3 separate regions of the Homo sapiens genome follow, and regions 2 and 3 are each linked to region 1. A link is a loop called in an ENCODE intact Hi-C map of the cell type or tissue named here. Cell type or tissue: dorsolateral prefrontal cortex. All regions are shown on one strand. Each heading gives the region's core, and the rest is flanking DNA. Links, peaks and the distances in the headings are about the cores only.

Region 1 (6,288 bases), core at 1,742-4,241:
CATTTTGTATGGGTTTACGTAGTACCACAGATTTTATTTTTTAATTGGAAATGTTAAATTTACAACAATTCTTCCTATTAAAATTTTTTAGAGAAAGTAATGTGGGAGCAGAGTGCCTGATGCTGCTTGCTTTGGACAGGGCATTTATGATCCAGTTTGCCACTGATGATGTTTTTTTTGTTTTGTTTTGTTTTTCCCCAGCCTTCGCTCATCCATATTCCCTACCTATCCCTGGTTGGTCCTGTGTTTATGACTCCTGCTATGAACACCTCTTGGCATTGGTGATGAGAACTTGAAGTGTTTCTCAGAATGACTTGAAGATAGCGTTATGTCCAATATCACTCCCCAGGCATTAAGCAGAGAACCAGCCATATGTTCAGTGCCACATTTTACCCCTTAAGGATCTCCAAAATATTCTGTATTATGTGGCTTCATGTTTCTCTTCATAGTTTTATTTCTTCTTTTTCCAATTATCACAGTAAGATGTTTCTGCCTAATTAGAAACCATGCCACAATGTTAACTACCTACTTGCATGAATCTTTTGTGCAATAGAATATAAGTTTGCCTCTCAGCAATAGAATATAAGTTTGATCTTTTCCTATCCCTGAAAATAATGAGTTCAATCAGATGGCTCAGATAAGCCAATTTCCTGGGCTTGGTCACCCTTAATCTTGAACACTCATCTTAAGGTAATTGATTTAGGTTAGCTTCTGGGTTCAGACCAGAGTTTATTTGTATCCTCTCCAGAGAAACTACTGTGTCACAGTTTTTATTTTCTTGGACTATCCTTTAATTCCTTAAGTGAAAGAGGGGCAAGTAGGTGAGCTATTCTAAAAAGGAGGTAGACAACAGTAAAGGATGTCTTAATGAGAGAAACCAGAGGAATAGGACTGATGTGGTATTAACTTGGCAAAAGACCAGGATTGGAAACCTTCTAAGTAAACTCTATTCTTCATACCTCTCTTTCCCAGATATTTAAGTTTAGTATTCTATTCTTAAATAATAGCCCCAAATCACTCAGACAGATGGTCACTCAGAGACCTACCTACTATGCCTTACTAGTATCAGCACTGACAGCAGTAGCTGCTCATCCCTGGTGTTCTCTGTAAGCCAGGCATGGAACTGATTACTCTACATACATTATCTCATCGAACCTGCATGAAACCCTACAGGGTAAGCATTGGTAGGTCCATTTTACATATGAGGAAACTGAGGCTTGAAGATGTTAAATAGTTGTCCAAAGTCACACATCTATTAGGTGGCCAAGCCAAGGCACCTGGTCAATATTTGTTACTAGGGTGTCATTTTACACTTTGCTCTAGTCTGAACGTTTGTATCCCCCCAAATTCCTATGTTGACATCCTAACCTCCAAGGCGATAGTATTAGGAGGCGGGCCTTTGGGAGGTGATTAGGCCATTAGGTTACAAGGGCATCATCCTCATGAATAGAATCAGGGCTATTATTAGAGGCCCCAGAGAGGTCCCTTGTCCCTTCTACCTCGTGAGGCTAAAGTGAGAAAGCAGGCCCTCACCAGACACCAGATCATCTGGTGCCTCGATCTTGAACTTCCAGCCTCCGGGCTGTGAGACACAAATGCCTGCTGTTTACAAGCCACCCAGTCTAGGATATTTTTGTTATAGCAGCCTGAATGGACTAAGAGACACATTTTTAAAAAGAGAATGAAATGTTAGCATTAAAAAAAAAACAGGATAGATAATAAAGGATGAATCATTTAGAATAGGTTGCAGTCTGCTTAGGTGTGTCTGAGTCCATGAAAGATGGTGATCCATGCATAAAGGGTGCATTCCTGGGTCAGAGGGTATGTTCAACAGAAGGCTGCAATAGCTGATGTCCATGTCAACTACAGCAGCTGAGAACACATCCAAGGAAGGAATACACTTTCAATTCCATAATTGACTTTTTCTGATTGACCCAGCGAATCAAATTGCTACCATTTCAAAGGAGAACTTTTCCTTTTTCTATTTCTTTAAGCATCAGCCTGTTAGTTTGAGTGTTATCTCCTAGCCTATTCTGAATTTCAACAGTATTATCCATTTTTTTTAAAAAAAAGTCTTAGAGCTTCATGTTTTAAACTTGTAAAGAGTACTTTGAGGATCTTTATTTTCTTCTTTCTGTTAATTATTATTATTTAACTAATTTATTTTTTATTCACATATTTTCCTCTGGCCAAGATCCAGAGATTCTTTAAAGAATTTTTTATTAGAAGCTTCTAGCCATAAGAACTAGAGTAAAATAAATTATCACTTTCATAAATTTATCATCAAAGAATGAAAACAAAAATGTAAAGAAGGGATGGAGAATGTGTTTTATGACAATAACGTAACACGCTTCTAATATTTGGCTATAAAACTGATTGTAAACATATTTTAGAACCAGAAACATATGGAATTACATGATTATAGGACAGAAAAATTCACAGTGGTTGACTTATAATATCATGTGGCATAAAAATGTTCATTGCTAAGAATGGAGAGAAGAAGCCAAGTATGGAATGAAATTGGAAGAGGAACCTCCTCTCAATTTAGTTTTGGCAGGACGAGGAGCCCCATATGTGCCAAGTTTTAACTGAAAGCTAATTATAATGGTCACATTACGAATTGTGCAGAAAGAGGAAGGTTGTTGACTTGGCACCTTAGATACATAGGTAACTAGATTTTTTTTTAAAAAAAAAGCAGTGTAAGCATTCCTTTTTGGTAAAGAGCATCTCATTAAACTGTTAGCTACAGAACGTTTAAGCCTGCCATCTTTAACTGGTATTAAGAAGTTTAAGAAATTACAAATGAAGTATTTTAAAGAAAAAGAAAGTTAAAACAGAAATAATGTGCCATACTCGATAATTGCAATAGATGGAATGAATTTATTCGTTTTTACTTCTGTGATGGTTTATTCTCTTGCTTAAAATATATTATTTAAATGGATGACAGCAAAATATTTTGGTGTCTCTGATACAATGGAAAACACCTGATAAAGACACAATGACTTCTGTGGCTTCAAATGCATCCAGGGCTGCAGAGATATCCCCTGTTTCGTTTGAAGAGGGCGCTCTTGTAAAGAAAATATCCTTGCCTAGGCCCTGCTGAGAAACTGGCCCAGCTCCCTGAAGTCAGCGTCACCATGGAGATCTTATTCCAGTGAGGGGGAATGGATTCCACGGTCCTGCTTTGGAAATGTGTAAACAGCAGATGCTTTTATTGCCTTTGTTTGAATCTCTGCCCTTGCAGAGCAACACAGGCCGGAAGCTCAGAGGAGAGGAAGTCCATATTTGTCTGTAGCGTTTTGTTTCCTCGTAAGCAGCTTAGTCTCTTGGGACGACTGTGCGTAATGACAAGTTAATGGAAAAGATATGAATTCAGATTTCACATAAAGAGAGTCAGAAAAAGGAATATGTCTTCCTTGAGCCAAAGGAATAATTCGAACTTCCTTCTTTTAAAAAGGGGGGTTTATTAGACACCGTTTTTATTATATACTATTAATATACAATATATGTGGTAACTATTGATCATAATGATTTTATCAGCTGAAATTTATAATATGCAAATGTGAGGGTGCATGATAGACTCATTTTCCTACAGCTTGGTAGTTAACAGCCTGCATTTGGGTTCTAAGTGACCTCCGTTCAAATTCCTACTGATTTTCTGTTTAACCTGGCTGGATTTTTCATCTGTAAAATGGGGATACTAATACCAATAAATTATTGTCAAATAGAGTTTGTCTCTTTCAGAGTTGAAAGGATTCAGTGTTATCATGTATATTGAAGATGAAATGTAGTAATGTATACAGAACTATTCCTGTTGGTACATCACACCAAAAAGAGTATTTTCATATTTATTTTATCTTTATCATATAATTACTGTGATAAAGCATATTAGAACCAATGCAGTAACTGATAAGCAAGAGAATTTAAGTCACTCATCCAAGTTCATGCAACAGTTATAGGCCAATATGGGCTCAGAACCCAGGTATCCTGACCCTCGTTCAAGGACTTTTCCCAGCACATCTGGCAATTATAATCACCCATGTTTTTTGAGGTATTGTGGGTATGGCATAATGCTAAGCACCATCACATAGAGTCTCATGCAATAAATGGACTGTTTTTCATTGGAGTTAAAAAAAATTCAACATTGGAGTTAGATTTCCGTATAATAACCAAAGCACTAAGTAAAAACTGAAAATTAGTCAACAGAATATTAAGTGTCATGTACTATAAACAGATTACCTGGCTTATGAATTGCATATATTACACATACAGTATCTTTTGCAGTGGAGATATTTCAACAGAGAGCAGTTTTCTCAGAGGAATAAAAATCTCTGGTTGTCACGAAACTAGAAGTTGGTGACAGATCTCAAGAGGCCCTGAGTTAAGACAGTGGTCCTTAGCACATTTGTTATATCAGGTGAATATGCTTACAAATGACTTTTCGCAGCATCATTCTGTGGAAGCCTAATGGAAGTCAGTGGTATAAACCGTGTCCCACCTTTGTGTTAGCAGCTTCTACCAGCTTTCCACCCATTCTCTGATGCTAATTCAAAGTGTGTCTTTCTTTCATCAAAGTAATGATACTGATAGAATCCTTATTCCCAAAGCAAGAATAGGCACGCGTTTGCTACATTTTCTTCAAATCAACTTAGAAAAGAAGCATGTTGGTATAAAACTTAGGAGGTACATACTGTGTGTTTGCTTTTTTAAACATTTTTTCCATTTATATTACGTATGCACTCGATTTATACTTATTTAGAAGTAAAAATACATTTGGGCTAATAAAAAAAGCTAAACTTTATTGAGGACTTATTCTCTTTGGATTCATCGTCTTAACTCATCTTGAAACAACTGATATGATAAACCGAGACACAAAGAGATTAACATCCAAGTGGAAGTGCTGGGTTAACTCAGAAGCTGGGCTCTGTTGATAGTGCTGTGCTCTTAGGGAACAGCTTAAGCAGACATCTCCATGGTGCCAAAAGAAATGGCACCTAACGCGAGACACTGCCTTTGCTCTGACTGAAGCTAGGATCTACAGAAACAGGACTCATTTCAAGATAGCTGATGGAGGTTTCCTGATTTGCGCAAGTCAGTGATGGTGGCAGAGCAAGAGCTGGAGTGATATCACCTGTCTCCAGCTTTTGACAAAACCACTAGAAGGTAATGTAAGTCACTCTCGGCTGAATTACTGATTTGCAACAGGAATTATTTGGATCATAAGTCTGTAAACATATACTAGAAAAGAAGAGGTGATGGATAAGGGCAGCCATATTCTCAAGACCTAGCCCAGTGACTGGCAAATAATGGGCACTCAGTAAACACGTATTGATCAATGGGTAGAGGTTCAGAGCAGGGATGAGTCACTTTGGATTAGAGTGGATAGAGAAGGTAGGGCTTGAATCTGCAACTGAGCAATAGGCTATAGGAGGGATTCGAACAGGCAAAGAGTAAGAAAGGATACTAGATAGAAAAAACAAACACATAGGAAAGAACAAGCCCTTTTTCAAGAAAAACAGGTAAAGCAGATAAATTGAAACATTTTTCAGGTTAGGACATAGTTCTTCCATCCGTCCATCTATCCATATCATCCATCCATCCATCCATCCATCCATCCATCCATCCATCCATCCATGCATCCATCCATTAATCCATCCATCGTCCATCCATCCAACAAATGCTTATTTAAGTATCAGGCACCATGTCCCAACTAAAAAAACCGGAAGCTTGAAAGGTAGGTTGGGGTCAGATTTTGAGGCATCTGGAATGCCAAGCTCAGAAAGATGAACTTTAACTTGAGGATAGTAAGCCATGGATGGCTTTCTGAGCCATGGAGAGAGATATTGAAAATTTGTGAAGGAAGAGTAGACTGACAGAATTAAACAGGATGGATTAAACAGAAAGGCGGTAGGGCTGAGAAAATCCACTAGAGTAAAATGCCAGGGTCCACAAGCAGGAGGACGAGCCCTGGACTGACTTGGTGCTGGGAGTAAAGGAGAGGAGGGTGGGAGAAAGGCCTGGGTTTGAAAGTTATTGCAGGGGCAGAATCTCTGACCGTAGTGAAACCACAGAGAAGAGCAGGCTCTGACAACATCAACTCTCCTGGGAGGTACAGGAGCATGGAGGTGGAACAGAAAAGCTTGGAAAGGTGCTTCTCCACAGGTTGGACATCTCTCTTTTCTCAAACTTGATACTTCTGCCTTTGCGTCTGCCCTGTATCTAATCATGATGAATGCTTCTAACATCTGACACCTACTGAGCAATGAATTCATGGCAGAGAGGCCAATT
Region 2 (6,288 bases), core at 2,553-5,052, 230 kb after region 1:
TTCGTACTCATATTTCACAAATTTTATTTTTGTTATACTTAAAATGCTAGACTAGAAATCTTTTCTATCCCCTTCTCCTTCTGGCATAATGAATTTTTGTGAAACTAACAAATTAAAGTAGCATTTGCTTTCTTCTATATTAAACACAATCATTTGTTTTACCCCTGAAATCTGAGTCTCTGTTTCAAAGACTCGGTTTTGTCGATTCCTTTTGGGATTGCTTTTCATCAGTGCATTCCCAGAGTCCCCAGCCTTTAGAAATCGCAGGATGCACCAGCCATCATGTGCATACTCAGTTTTCAGAAAGCATCTGAAAAAGCTCAGCTTCGGAGATTGATGGTTCTCAGCTTTCAGCTTTGGTTTCTCTCAGCCAGAGCACCATTTGGATCTGGGCCTAAGAACATAGTCACACAATGTCAGAGTATTAGTATTAAGTAGGCGATGCCCCTCTTCCTGCCTCTCGGCCTCATTTGGAAAAACATGAGAAAATAAATCTAATCTCCTCATGGTTCCCTTGCACTGCACCACAGCAGGAATGTTATATGATTTCAAATTACTTATTAGAAATACTCCTATGGGTATCGTGTTGAGGATTACTTTTCCAAGGTTATTATAGTGCCTGTATCGTTAGGAAAATGAGGTGTAATTCTACCTGCTATCTCACTCCAAAGACTTCTACCTTTGGACAAAAACCAACTTCCAAGTCAAGGAGGAGGACATTTATCTTCTGTTTCACTCTCACTTTCAATCACATGTTGGAGGATGAGCTGAGGGTGGGGAAAAAACATTTTCTCAAACCCTTTGCTTCTAATAACACAGTGTAGGCTTATCTCTGCTTTCAAGGGAGACGATGTTGACACCCAGAGGGAGCTTAGAGTCAGAAAAGTCTGGTGCTAAGAATGGAATTGGTAGCATCACACTTGCACTGATGAACAGAAAACAAAGCTAAGTGCTTATGCAACAATACAAGGCAACGGAACGTAAGTACTGGCGGCCAGGGGACTACAGTCACAGGGAGATAAGCTGCGGAATTTAACTCCCAAGTGACCTTGAACTAGTCACTTCCCTTGTCTATGTCAAAATATCCTCCCTGGCATCTAGCCGTGTGTATCTGCTGTGTTATCCTATGCATCAGTTGTCTGCATTTTGGTTTACCTCAGGCAAATCTTTCAAATTCTTTGACAGCACTTACCATTTAATTATTTTCCAAGTTGACAGCTCACTCTTTCTGCAGGAAACACTAACATTTTAATTCCTTGCTTTACTGACATATGGATCTTCTAGTATTCACTTGCTTTTTCTGCAACGTTCATCCTTGCTGGGGAGCCCCTTGCAAAATGAATTGTACTGCTGTTTTTGCGGCAGAGGTATTTACAAGGGCAGTACAGCTTTCCCTAAAACCTTTGAAGCTGGCAAGGAAGCCTTCTTCTCCCCTTCTTCTTGTTCATTGAGAAACAAGAGAAGAGGAGAGAAGAAAAGCGCTTCCAAGCTCCAAGTCAGTCCTTCAAAGCAAGGTTCCTTTCCTTCCTGAAAGTGAATTCCACAAAATTAAAAAGTACTGGATTTGATTAAAAGCACAAACCCATTTCCAAACCAAATACCACTGATTTTTTGAATCGTCTTGCTTTTCCTAGTGCAGAAAATTGAGGGCTGACTTCATTTGCATTCACTCATATTTGTCCTTTAAGTTCAAAAGACATAATTGCTCTCTGGCTATGCAAACGTGGCTGATCTTGACCTACTCAAAAATAATAAATCAAGTCCTTGAAAAGCTTTTGGAAAACATGAAGAACTCGACAACATTTGTTTGATTCTCATGACTAAGTCATCTTAGCTAAAACAAAGTGAGAACATTATGCAATTATTTAGAGGAAATTCAGGACCTCTGGGACAGCCAATCATAGAATTCAGGCAAAAGTAGATTTGGGGGCCTGACATTTGCAGATACTTGCGCAACTCTCAGCTGTGTGAGCTGGTCCTAAGAGAGCTCCCACCTTCCATTCGCCCTTTTTTCCCATCCTCCTTCACTTCGTGCCTTTTGATTAGTAGTAAAATGAATAAATCAAACCAACCCTAGCTTGGCTCTTATAAGATATGCTAAGAGAAACGAATATAAAAACAAAAATACCAAACTAAAGATATCCTCCTGAAACTCATTTCTCATTTACACACACACACACGCAGGCACACACACACACACACAACCAGACTTGTTGAGCAAATGTGAGCTTAGAAACTAAAGCTCAGGCCCAGATGTTATTAAGTATAAATATTTATAAGAGCCATAAAGATCCTGGCTAAGCTCAATTTTGCCTCAATGCAGCAAATGTTTCAAATTCGGCTCTTTTACCATTTGAAGCCTTTAGAAGGCAGGATACAGTAGAAGGCACATTACTGTTGGTGAGAGGAGGGCAGTTCCTCTTTTATGTTTTATGACCAGTTTTTCATTGAGGGGTATTGCTTTTCTCAGAAATCACTTCTCGCGGCCTGTCTTTTCCAAGAAGCCAGAAGAAAGTGTGCTTGCTGTGGCTGTGCATTCAGGGGGCACCAGCGAAGCATTCTCCCTGTGAAAGGATGTAGGGACGCTAGATTCGCTTTGTCCTTCCTCATTGCAGTTATCGTGAAACACACAGCCACATCCTAAGAGCCTCAGCTTTGTCACCCGTTGAATGGGTGAGTGATTATTGTAAGTGGAGCATGCTTAACCCATGCTTTTTGCCTTTGCAAAAATAAGCATCCACAATATTTAAACGGCTGTTTTAGTCACTTGTAGAGGCACAAACAAAAGAACCCATAGGGGCATAAGCTGTAATTTTATGATGAAACAGTTCAAACTCTATGATCGTTTGGGCTCTGGATTAAGTGTTTCCTTCTCCAGATTCTTGAAGAGGACCCAATATATGAAATCGTTTTTGGGTTTTTTTTTTTTTGTTGTTGTTGTTGTGTGTATTTTTTTTTCCTTTCCAAGATATGGTCTGTCTATGTTGCTCAGCTGGTTTTGAACTTCTGGGCTGAAGAGATCCTCCTACCTCAGCCTCCCGAGTAGCTGGGACTATAGGCCACCACTCTTGGTTATCATTATTATCCTGAATCCAAGTGGTTTTTGGTGAGAGACATCATCTACCTACATGTCTTATCCACCTGTGAACCATGCAATTCCCTGCTTTCTAACATCCCTTTGGTTAAATATATCATGTTAACACATAACCTGGTACATACATGTTTAAAAGACGTATTACTTCATGGGATGATTTGTCTGCATATGGGGATGAAAAGAGCCTTGGTTTTCCCCCTAAGGATAAGTTCTAATATGTGAAATAATTCCCAGTTCTCTGGGAGAATCCTGAAGATTCTTCAGTGTCAGCTGGCAGTGGCCTGCGTGTGGACCCCATCTCTCCACTCTCGAGAGAGGGGGTGTCCCTCTGCTGAAAGCTCAGGGATGAAGGCCTGTGGCCCCTCCACAGAGCCTGGCTTTGCTGGGTTCTCAGCAAGGTCTCCAAATGTCCATGCCAGCCCCACCCCTGATCTCCTTCCCCCACTCTTGCTGCTCAGCCCCTTTTGGCTACTGGATCTGACAATTCATGACGACCCCGAGAACACTGATCTTCGTGGAGGCCTTCATCTGCCGGACACATCTGGAAAGTACTCCGAGGGGTCTACCTGGTTTTCCTGATTAATGTAGATGTAAAGATTTTATCAAGGCTCCTGGCGGCCGGACTTCAAGATGTAATCACAAAATCAATCCACATAGACTAACCGGGCATAGGCTTACTAAGAAGACATTCCACAATGTCAGGCACTTAATTAAGGCGCTCTGGCTCCTCTGCCCCTGATTGATTCTTTTCTTTCCCTAACAGGTGATGCTGGTCCTCTGGGTGGACAGGCCACTCCCCAGCCAGAGACCCCCGTGCATTCAGAGCCTGCAGTTTGGTGAGAAGACCACCAGAGGGCACCCGTGCATCATCCCAGTCCCCAGGGACTGGACCGGAAGACCAACGGGATCCCTCTTCCAGCCCCCCAGCGAACTTGAAGGAGCAGCCAACTCAGCCTGCATTATCTGCTAGGCTGCATTTTGTTTGCTGAGCTCCAGGATTCTTCTCCGACCCTCAGGCATCTCTTGAGCATAATCAGAGACTCCTCCCATCTCCTCACCATCCCACTTTTTGCACCTTAGTGCGTTGTGGAGCAGAGGACTGCCCCGCGCCGGGGAACCAGCCTGTGCTCTGGCCTGAGCACCTGGGAGTCCTAGCCACGCTGGCTTGCTTGACATAGAGTTTCCCACTGGAAATTCAAAAACTTCAGAAATGGGAGTTTTTAAAAATGTAAGCACCTTGTGAAAAGTAGCCCAGATCAGAGATTGCCAACCTACTGCCCCTTGACGGATGCGAAGTTTTTTCTGCATTCATTCATTCATTCATTCAGCCATCAGGTTCATCTGGCATGATTTTAGCACATGACCATTTAATTCATCAAAGATTTGTTTAGCGCCTAACATGAGCCAGGCATTGTGCTGGGAATATACCTGTACTCCAGTCATTTATAAAATGAGGCACTGTCTGACTCAGCCCAGAAGGACGTCATCCAGCCAGTCCTCTGTAACGTCTGAGTATACCTGGGCCAGAATCATCAACAGTAGCTTGGCTGCATGAGGCCCTGCCAATCGAGAAGCAGTTCTACTGCCCCAGAGCAACAAAGGGCTCCAGAGAGGCTCAGACTTCATTGGCCCAGGGCAATCAAGAAGGCTTCATTCATTCATTCATTCAGTGGGTATTTACTCAGCACCTGGTATGTGCCCAGCAACAAAATGAATCAGAAATAAGCCAGACTGGTGCAGCATTCTTCATCACATAGAGAGACTGCTCATTTGGTTGTACCTACATTGGGCCCCAAAATCTTGACTGTAGTAGCCAGGTAGCGTTCACCCAGTCCTGACTGTTATAGATAAAGCAATCTTGGAGGGCTTCTTTAACTCAAATCTTTATCAAGCTGCCAAGAGAATTTGTTTGAAATGATTGGTACTTTGGAAAGAGAAGTACATCTCTATCATTTACTATAGGAGTTTTTGCAAGTTCTTATTCTTGTTCACAAGAGACTCAGGCAGTGTGATCAAAAGGACTCTTCTGTCATCCGTGGAGATACTATGTCCTCTTCCGGTCCCAGGCCATTGGCCATCCGGAAGGCTTGTCTCTGCTGGGGCTCACATCTTTGGCATGGGTCTTCGTTATTGTGGCCAAAATGAGTGTCAACCACAAATTCCATAGTGTTAGAAATAGGACTTTTCCCATTTTTTTCTGTAAGTTAATTTCTGTTTCAAGGTGCTACTCTACCTGAGTGAAAGACACACATTTTCCATTTAACCAGGGATTCCAATCCCCATTTTTCCCAGGGTGATGTTGTAACTGCAGGAACTTGACTAGTGTTGTGGCAAGGAGGTTGGAGGAAATGTGGTCCCTGAGTCCTGTGTCCATGGAGGCCCCCCCCGGGGCATCTGCTGAGCCTGTCCACAGGCATGAGGCTCTCTTTGCCCTGCGCTGAGATGCAGAGGTGACGTTCTTTCTGCTGCTCCCATGAGGCTCAGCACCACCTGCAAACCCTCTCTGGGGTCTTGACTTCTCAGGACTCTGTCCAGGAAAATGTTCAGGATCCCCCTCAGCCAGCTTCCCTGGGATTTAATTCCCAGTCTTGAGGAGCATGTTTTTTCTAGACACCAGTGGAGGAAGTTCTTTTCCATTCTTGAGGTTTTTCCCTGAGAGAAACTTCCTGTACTTTCTGGTTTGCCTTGGAGGCACCTGACGATAGCTTAGTGGGTCGAGGCTTCGGGAAGCCAAGGTAGAGGCAGCTCCCCTCTGCCTTCTAGATTTTCACAACTGCGCTGTCTCACCCTGAGGCAAAGCAGAGCAGGTGAGAGAAAAGAAGGAAGATTTACCAGGAGAGATTTTCAAAACCGGTTAATACTATTTCCAATAAAATCTCAAAAATGTTATTCTACCATATCAAGATGTCCATAGTTTTTATTTCTGCAGAAGTTCCAAGTTTGCTCATAGAACAGTTTGTGTGTGGCTCCAATAGGTGCTGCAGAAAGTATGCTTCCAGATTTACATCCGCTGCCCCAGCCTGCGCCTGTCTCTCTTTACGGCAAGTCCCTGAGGCAGCAAAGGGGTAGATATGCTATAGCTTGGTGGGAAAGCCTCTATCCATAGAATTTTGAGCTAAACCCATCAGCCACAAGCCCAAACACCACTTCACTTCTGTGGTTAAATCCACCACGTAACATCCTTCAGGCTACAG
Region 3 (6,288 bases), core at 1,340-3,839, 110 kb after region 1:
TTCTGTGGATCTAAAGTCAAGATCACCAAGACAACTGTTTGAGTTTGTTAAAAATGTATTGCTTGTGTTTCCTTTATAAGATTGATTCAGAAATCATATGACAGTGATAACTTGATTTCTAAATTATTTTTAACCATTTTTCAAATCAATATCAACTCAGTAAGGTAATAATTGTATGCCAAGATAAAATGTGAAGTGGAAATGGTGCAATTATCCAGCCAAAGCTAAAGTTGTGTGGTGAGATTTTTCTACCTTGATTAGATCAATTCTCTTAATTGGATATTTTCAAAACCTTTATGCAGCATGGACCCCAGCTGAGTGACAACATTAATACAAATGGCAAGAGTAACTCACACCATTTAAAGTGAACTCTTTTCCACTACACAGTCATCAGATACATCTTGATAAAATGTGGTTAGGGTTGTTATGTCAGCTTTCTCACTTACTTCAAAAAGTGTGATATGTTCTCCATCTGTTATATGATCCCAAGCTCAATAGCTACACTTAGGATGTGTTCTTACTTAGGGCAGTGCTTTTATGAAGGTGTGCCATAAAAGCATCCAGGTGCCAGCAACCTGCCCAAATGGTTCCCATTAAATCTGCTTGGGGGTGATAACATTTCAAATGTCACAATATCTCTCAGAGCAGCTAATTGCCCTAAATTCTAAAATAACTGTACGTTTTGTACTGTACACCCAGATGCCTTGGAATTAGCGAATTGAAGCAAACATAAAATCTTGTTGGCATGTGGACTATAAAATGGTTTATCTGCTCAGAAAAACCAAAAAGGTAAATTGATTCCATTTACAAGCAATGAAAAAATATAGGTGGGCTTTTCAGCATCCGTTGGTTGTAAACAAAGGCTGGTTAATCTCATTAAGTTAATTCTAAAGAGCAAGCACTTACACATTTTGCCTTTACTATGTTCGAAATCCTTTCGTTGGACTTAAGGATAATAATAGAAATGTTCCAGCAGGGTCTAAGTTAGTCTATTTAGGTGGTTTAGTGAAGAATTGGTGGATTACCCAAAGAGCCATCCTGATTACTGAAATGGCTTCAACTGGTAGACAGAGCAAAAACATTAGGAGACCAGATCAGAATCTAAAAGATAACAGACTGGAAGGATATTAATGTAATAAAGATGACATTTAACGTGAGGAAGTGTGAAGTCCTGGACTTGGCCCAGGACAACCTTTCAAACACACACCAGGGAGACATGACATAGCTGTGGGCTCATTGTAAAGGTGAAATGCTATGGCCTCATCCACATAAGCCAGTAAGATCTTGAAGTGAATTAATATTCTATTCATGAGAAAGAAAACCCTATCCTTCTCTGCTTTGTGCTAGTCAGAGCACACCCAGAATATTGCATTCACTTTCAAGCACCAGGTTTTTTTTTTGTTTTTGGAGAGACAGGGTTTCACTATGTTGCCCAGGGTGGTCTTGAATTTGTGGGCTCAAGCAAGCCTCCTGCCTCAGCCTCCCAAAGTGCTTGGAAGACACAGACGGAGACCAGTAGCTATTTTCAAACACCTAAAAGCACTGTCATGTGAAAAGTGGATTAGACCTGTACTGGGCAACTCTAGAAATCAGAGATAGGACCAATAAATGGCAAACATGGAGGGACATAATTTCAACATAACTTACAGAAGAACTTCTTTTTTTTTTTTTTTTTTTTTTTTTTTGAGATGGAGTCTCACTCAGTCGCCCAGGCTGGAGTGCAGTGGCGCGATCTCGGCTCACTGCAAGCTCCGCCTCCTGGATTCACGCCATTCTCCTGCCTCAGCCTCCCGATTAGCTGGGACTACAGACACCCGCCACCATGCCTGGCTAATTTTTTTTTTGTATTTTTAGCAGGAGAACTTCCTTTATTTTGCCTCCCATTAATGATGAAGGGCTGCCTCAGGAAGTAGTATGTTCAGTACTAGAAGTATTTGGACAGAGGCCATCTGACCACCCACTGGGATTTCTGTAGGGGGCATTTGGTCTCTGAATGGAAGTGGGGCAGAATAGGTAATATTTAAGGTCCATCCCAGTCCCCCAAACTCTTTGAATCAGCGGATGGTCACCATCTTGGAAAAGTATTTAGTATTAACTATCTTACTTCTTTGGGAAAAAAGAGATAATACTATTAGAAGTTTAATACATTTATTTTACTGTCTTTGAGCATAATAAATAAAATGAAAGCTTTCCATTTTCAGAGAACTCTGTATGACCGTAAGTACGTTTTTCTCTTGACTGCCCATCATCTGTTACTCTCAAGCAGCAGAAAATTTGAAATGACTTGGGATACATTTTCAGAAACACAAAAATACAGTTGTAACATTGAAAATAAGCAGTTATAAACATAAGCAAACTTGTCTTAACCCTACTTTTTTTTCCTTTTTTTTTTTCCACCAGAGCCTAAAATCCTTGAGAGATTTTTGTTCAGAAAGCAGAGAAAACCCAGCTGGCATTGTGACAAGCATTCAGGGATCAGCCATTTGGTGGCACTGTTAAATCCAATTCATTAGTTGATAAGGCGGTTGAGTGAAAGCCCACAAGTTTATAGAATGTTACAGTTTAAAAGATGTTTTCATGTACTATGGGTCAGAGCTCTGTATCGAGTACCTGATGTTCTTACTAAAAGAACAAGCTTTTGGGACTGAGTGTCTAAATTGTGAACATCTTTGCTAGGAAACATGCTACTGCTCTATTAATTTGGTGAAAGAATGTGTCTTTGTATTCTAAATTTAAAACGCCACGTGACAAGGCAGCACCTGCTAGCCTAAACCACACCATGTGTCTCCATTATGAAATACCATTTGTGCTGCTGCTGGAAGAAATTCAAGGTCCAGAAAGCCCAGAAGAGAAGGTCTACATTGTAGACATTTACTTAGTGCTTTTCTGTTTGGAACACCATTATGTCTGCAGCAAAAACAATGACCCAGAGGATGAAGGATCTCACTGTTCTGGAAAACACACACCTTCCCCTCAAATGTGGTTATGTTTATTTTCTTCGGTTATTGACATAATAAATCTGCCTTGTGTCAGCCTCATACTGCAATATTATAAACACAAGGTTTTCACAAAAAGATGTCCATCCATAAAAGTCAGCAGAGGGTGGCTTAGAAGCTCCTACATTTATAGTCCCTTCCACAGTGTGGGTTATGGGTACATAGTGTCACACTAAGAAAAACTCTGTGTCAAGGTGACAATCTCAATCCGTTTTTGTAGCCTGACATATGACAAATGTGTGCTGCTGGTTACAAAAGATAGAAAAACAGCTCAAGTCACCAGGCTTACTGAGGGGGGATTTTTATAGTATTGGAAAATAATGGGCACATTACACAAACTGTGTAGTATTCAGGGGTATACAAGGGTCATCTCTCAACTTTTAGCCTGTTCTGTAGAAAAGCAGGTGTACTATTGCTATTACTTTAACTTTCATCCCAATGGTGTCAACTGTGAGCTTTGATGAACCTGACCAATGGGACATGCTCATCTTAGTCACACCCAGGAAAACGTTCTGTGATGTTTGACTTAGATGGCTCTGCAGTGACTTAGGCAGCATTTCCCCAACTCTATTAATCTTTTTAATGAAAACTAAAATCTTTGAATCTCCTATGCAGGATACTGTAGACCATAATGAAATTACATCAAACCTCTTTCCTCCTACTTTGTACATACTTTAAGGCTGAATGGGTTGGGGAGGAGGTTGAAGGGAAACAGGTAAGCAGAGGAAAAATAGGTCAGCTTTGCTTCTCGCCACCTCTTCATTATTAATTCAACTACAGATGCTCTTTCCCTTCTCTCTGCTCCACAGACAGCCGGCACCATGAGCCAATGCCGCCCGCCCCCTCACCGCCTCCTGCTCCCATCAGGCCAACCAAGTGGATAAACCCAGGGAAACAGAAGGAAGATCTTTTAGGACAAGCTGTGTTCACTATTTAGAAATAGCATTGAAATGTGCAAATTGTTTTCTCAGGAAATAGATGCAGAGATGGAAACATTCATTGTTAAAGTACTGCCCCATAGCCAATCATAATATTAAATATTTGGTACTGTTTTTTCCTCTGAGCTCTCTCATACAGTTGTTACCCTGTTTGCTTTCATGGATCTTGGGTCAAAAATCAAACAAAATTACAAGGCCTAGGCTTTTATTGTTGTCTTTACTTCAGACTTATTATGTAACGTTTAACAAACCAATAACCTACTCAGTGCTTATGTTTTGATCTCAAGATGGAAATGACAACCCCACTCTTTAACCTTTCTCCTAAAGTTGTGGTAAGGTGGAGCATTTAATTTTTTTAAGGATATTTTATAAAAACAAACTGAAGAGAAATGTTTTCTGTCAGAAAAATAGAAAAAATAGTGGATGGGATCAGTATAGTGCCACATTTGAGGGCCATTTGCCGATAGTCTGTGGAAGAGTGAGGTGAGATGCCTGAACTCTGCCAAACCCAAACAGCGAGCTAAAGGACCCCGATTTTGAGCAAAAGGAATAAGAAGTCACGGAACATTCAAGTTCACAATAACCAGCTTGATCCTGTTATCACAGTCTATTCTTGGTTAATAGGGAGAGAGGGAGATGTGGCCCCAGTTGAATATGCTGAAGGCGTCTTTTTCCAAGTGTTAAGATCAAATCCTCCCTAGCATGGGCAAAGTTTTCTCCTGAGATTCCGGGCTGGGCATGGTCCCTGGAAACTCAGGCATTCTGACCCAGTTTTTGAATTACCGGTTTCTGTTCCCCTACAGAGCTCTCAGCATGGCGGCTCCTCTACGTCACTTGCGTCCACCAAAGTCTGCAGCTCGATGGATGAGAACGATGGCCCTGGAGAAGGTGATGAGCTTGGGACTTGGTATCTGAGGAGGCAGAGGATGGGTTGGCTAAATTTACTCCAAGAAACTGTGGCTTCTCAAGCGGAATGACATGGACAAGGCTGAGCAGCTCCTGAGGGTCAATCACAAGGGGATAGGGTTGAATATGGTGCCCACCAGGGATTGGTATCTGCTCTGTGAGAATGGGAAGGGGAAGTTGGCCCATTTCGGAGACATTTCCCATCCTCTGAGGGCATATGTATCCTAAGAAGGCCAGCTATTGCCTGCTTTGGAAATAAGAGGGGATCGCTGGGATCGTGGCTGCTTTTGTTTTCCCAAACTCTGTTCACTTTTAGTGTTACTTTAAGTGAACAAAGGCCAAATTTAAAGACAATTTATTCTTTTGACTGTTGTAGTCTCACAGATGTACTCTAAATTAAGTGAACTCAATACATGAAATATGGTTTTACAAAAAGAATTGGTGGAAATTGCAAAAATATTCTTGAGGTAATTCACTGCAGAATGTCTCTGTGATGTGGTCAAATGATCAGGATTCCAGAAATGACTTTTTCACTAACTCACTGGATTGTTTTGGACAAGCATTTTCAACTCTCTGCGTCTTACTTCCTCTCCTATGAAATGGAGATTGTGAATCACACCTATTTCCTTCCTGAAGGCTGTTACCAGGTTCAAATCAACTGTGGGGAAGTATTTGGAAAAGATAAAAGTGATACCATCAAGCCACTGTTAAGGAATCTGCTTCTCTTACTTGTTTTAAATGATATGATTTAATTTTTTTTCCGAAAAAAGTACCCTTTGGGAAGTGCTTTTATTATATTCAGTGAAATATGTGATTTACAGTATAATTATTTTCTGACTACAATGCAACTTCAGAATTTTTTGTATTTCCAGAAATATGAAATTCAGCCACATAGAAGTCTCATTTGTTCCAAAGTGTTTTGTATCCTTTGAATGAAATGAAATGGTTCTTGATTTAAGCCTTTGGCTAAGCCTTTTTTTTCTTTTCTTTTCTTTTCTTTTTTTTTTTGAGATGGAGTCTCGCTCTGTCTCTCAGGCTAGAGTGCAATGACACTATCTCAGCTCACTGCAACCTCCACCTCCCAGGTTCAAGCAATTCTCCTGCCTCAGCCTCCTGAGTAGCTGGGATTACAGGCGTCTGCCACCATGCCCAGCTAATTTTTGTATTTTTAGTAGAAATGGGATTTTTCCATCTTGGGCAGGCTGGTCTCAAACTCCTGGTCTCAAGTGATCCAACTGCCTCGGCCTCCCAAAGTGCTAGGATTACAGGCATGAGCCACCACACCCAGCCTGGCTTAGCCTTCTTAACCAAAAGTGAGGAAAGGTACCTTTTATGAATAGTCAAGGAAAAAAAATCCCAAGCCACGTGCTTTGAATGGGTGTCTCAGTGAATGCTCCCACCAGAAGGCAGAATGGAAGTACCTTCTTCCATTTCCCACCTGCAGGGTC

The links. A loop is a pair of places that touch in the nucleus more often than their neighbours do. Peaks named below come from ENCODE experiments on the same cell type or tissue, not always from the same donor. Only the 100,000 strongest peaks of a DNase experiment are listed, where the experiment ranks them.
Region 2: it touches region 1 in a loop (10-fold over the local background); 33 of 110 quality-filtered maps call a loop at or near these places.
Region 3: it touches region 1 in a loop (6-fold over the local background); 15 of 110 quality-filtered maps call a loop at or near these places.

What each region holds. Positions count from the first base shown.
Region 1 is chr13:35,950,618-35,956,905 of GRCh38, reverse strand. All of the region lies in intron 3 of DCLK1 (doublecortin like kinase 1), which reads left to right. Among named protein-coding and RNA genes, the nearest start is that of DCLK1, 180 kb to the left of the region's middle. RefSeq lists enhancers at 2,990-3,099, 3,130-3,259. In dorsolateral prefrontal cortex, for the core only: a CTCF peak has its summit at 3,061; a DNase peak (open chromatin) is centred at 3,125; H3K4me3 peaks cover 1,096 bases; H3K27ac peaks cover 2,420 bases.
Region 2 is chr13:35,718,787-35,725,074 of GRCh38, reverse strand. No RefSeq gene overlaps it. Among named protein-coding and RNA genes, the nearest start is that of LINC00445, 24 kb to the right of the region's middle. RefSeq lists an enhancer at 4,158-4,658. In dorsolateral prefrontal cortex, for the core only: CTCF peaks have their summits at 3,728 and 3,930 (motif pointing right); a DNase peak (open chromatin) is centred at 3,954; H3K4me3 peaks cover 841 bases.
Region 3 is chr13:35,837,626-35,843,913 of GRCh38, reverse strand. DCLK1 (doublecortin like kinase 1) reads left to right here. Exons shown (of 17, transcript NM_001330071.2): 7 at 4,738-4,822. Among named protein-coding and RNA genes, the nearest start is that of LINC00445, 140 kb to the right of the region's middle. In dorsolateral prefrontal cortex, for the core only: a CTCF peak has its summit at 2,545; DNase peaks (open chromatin) are centred at 2,467, 2,773 and 3,833; H3K4me3 peaks cover 1,111 bases; H3K27ac peaks cover 2,500 bases.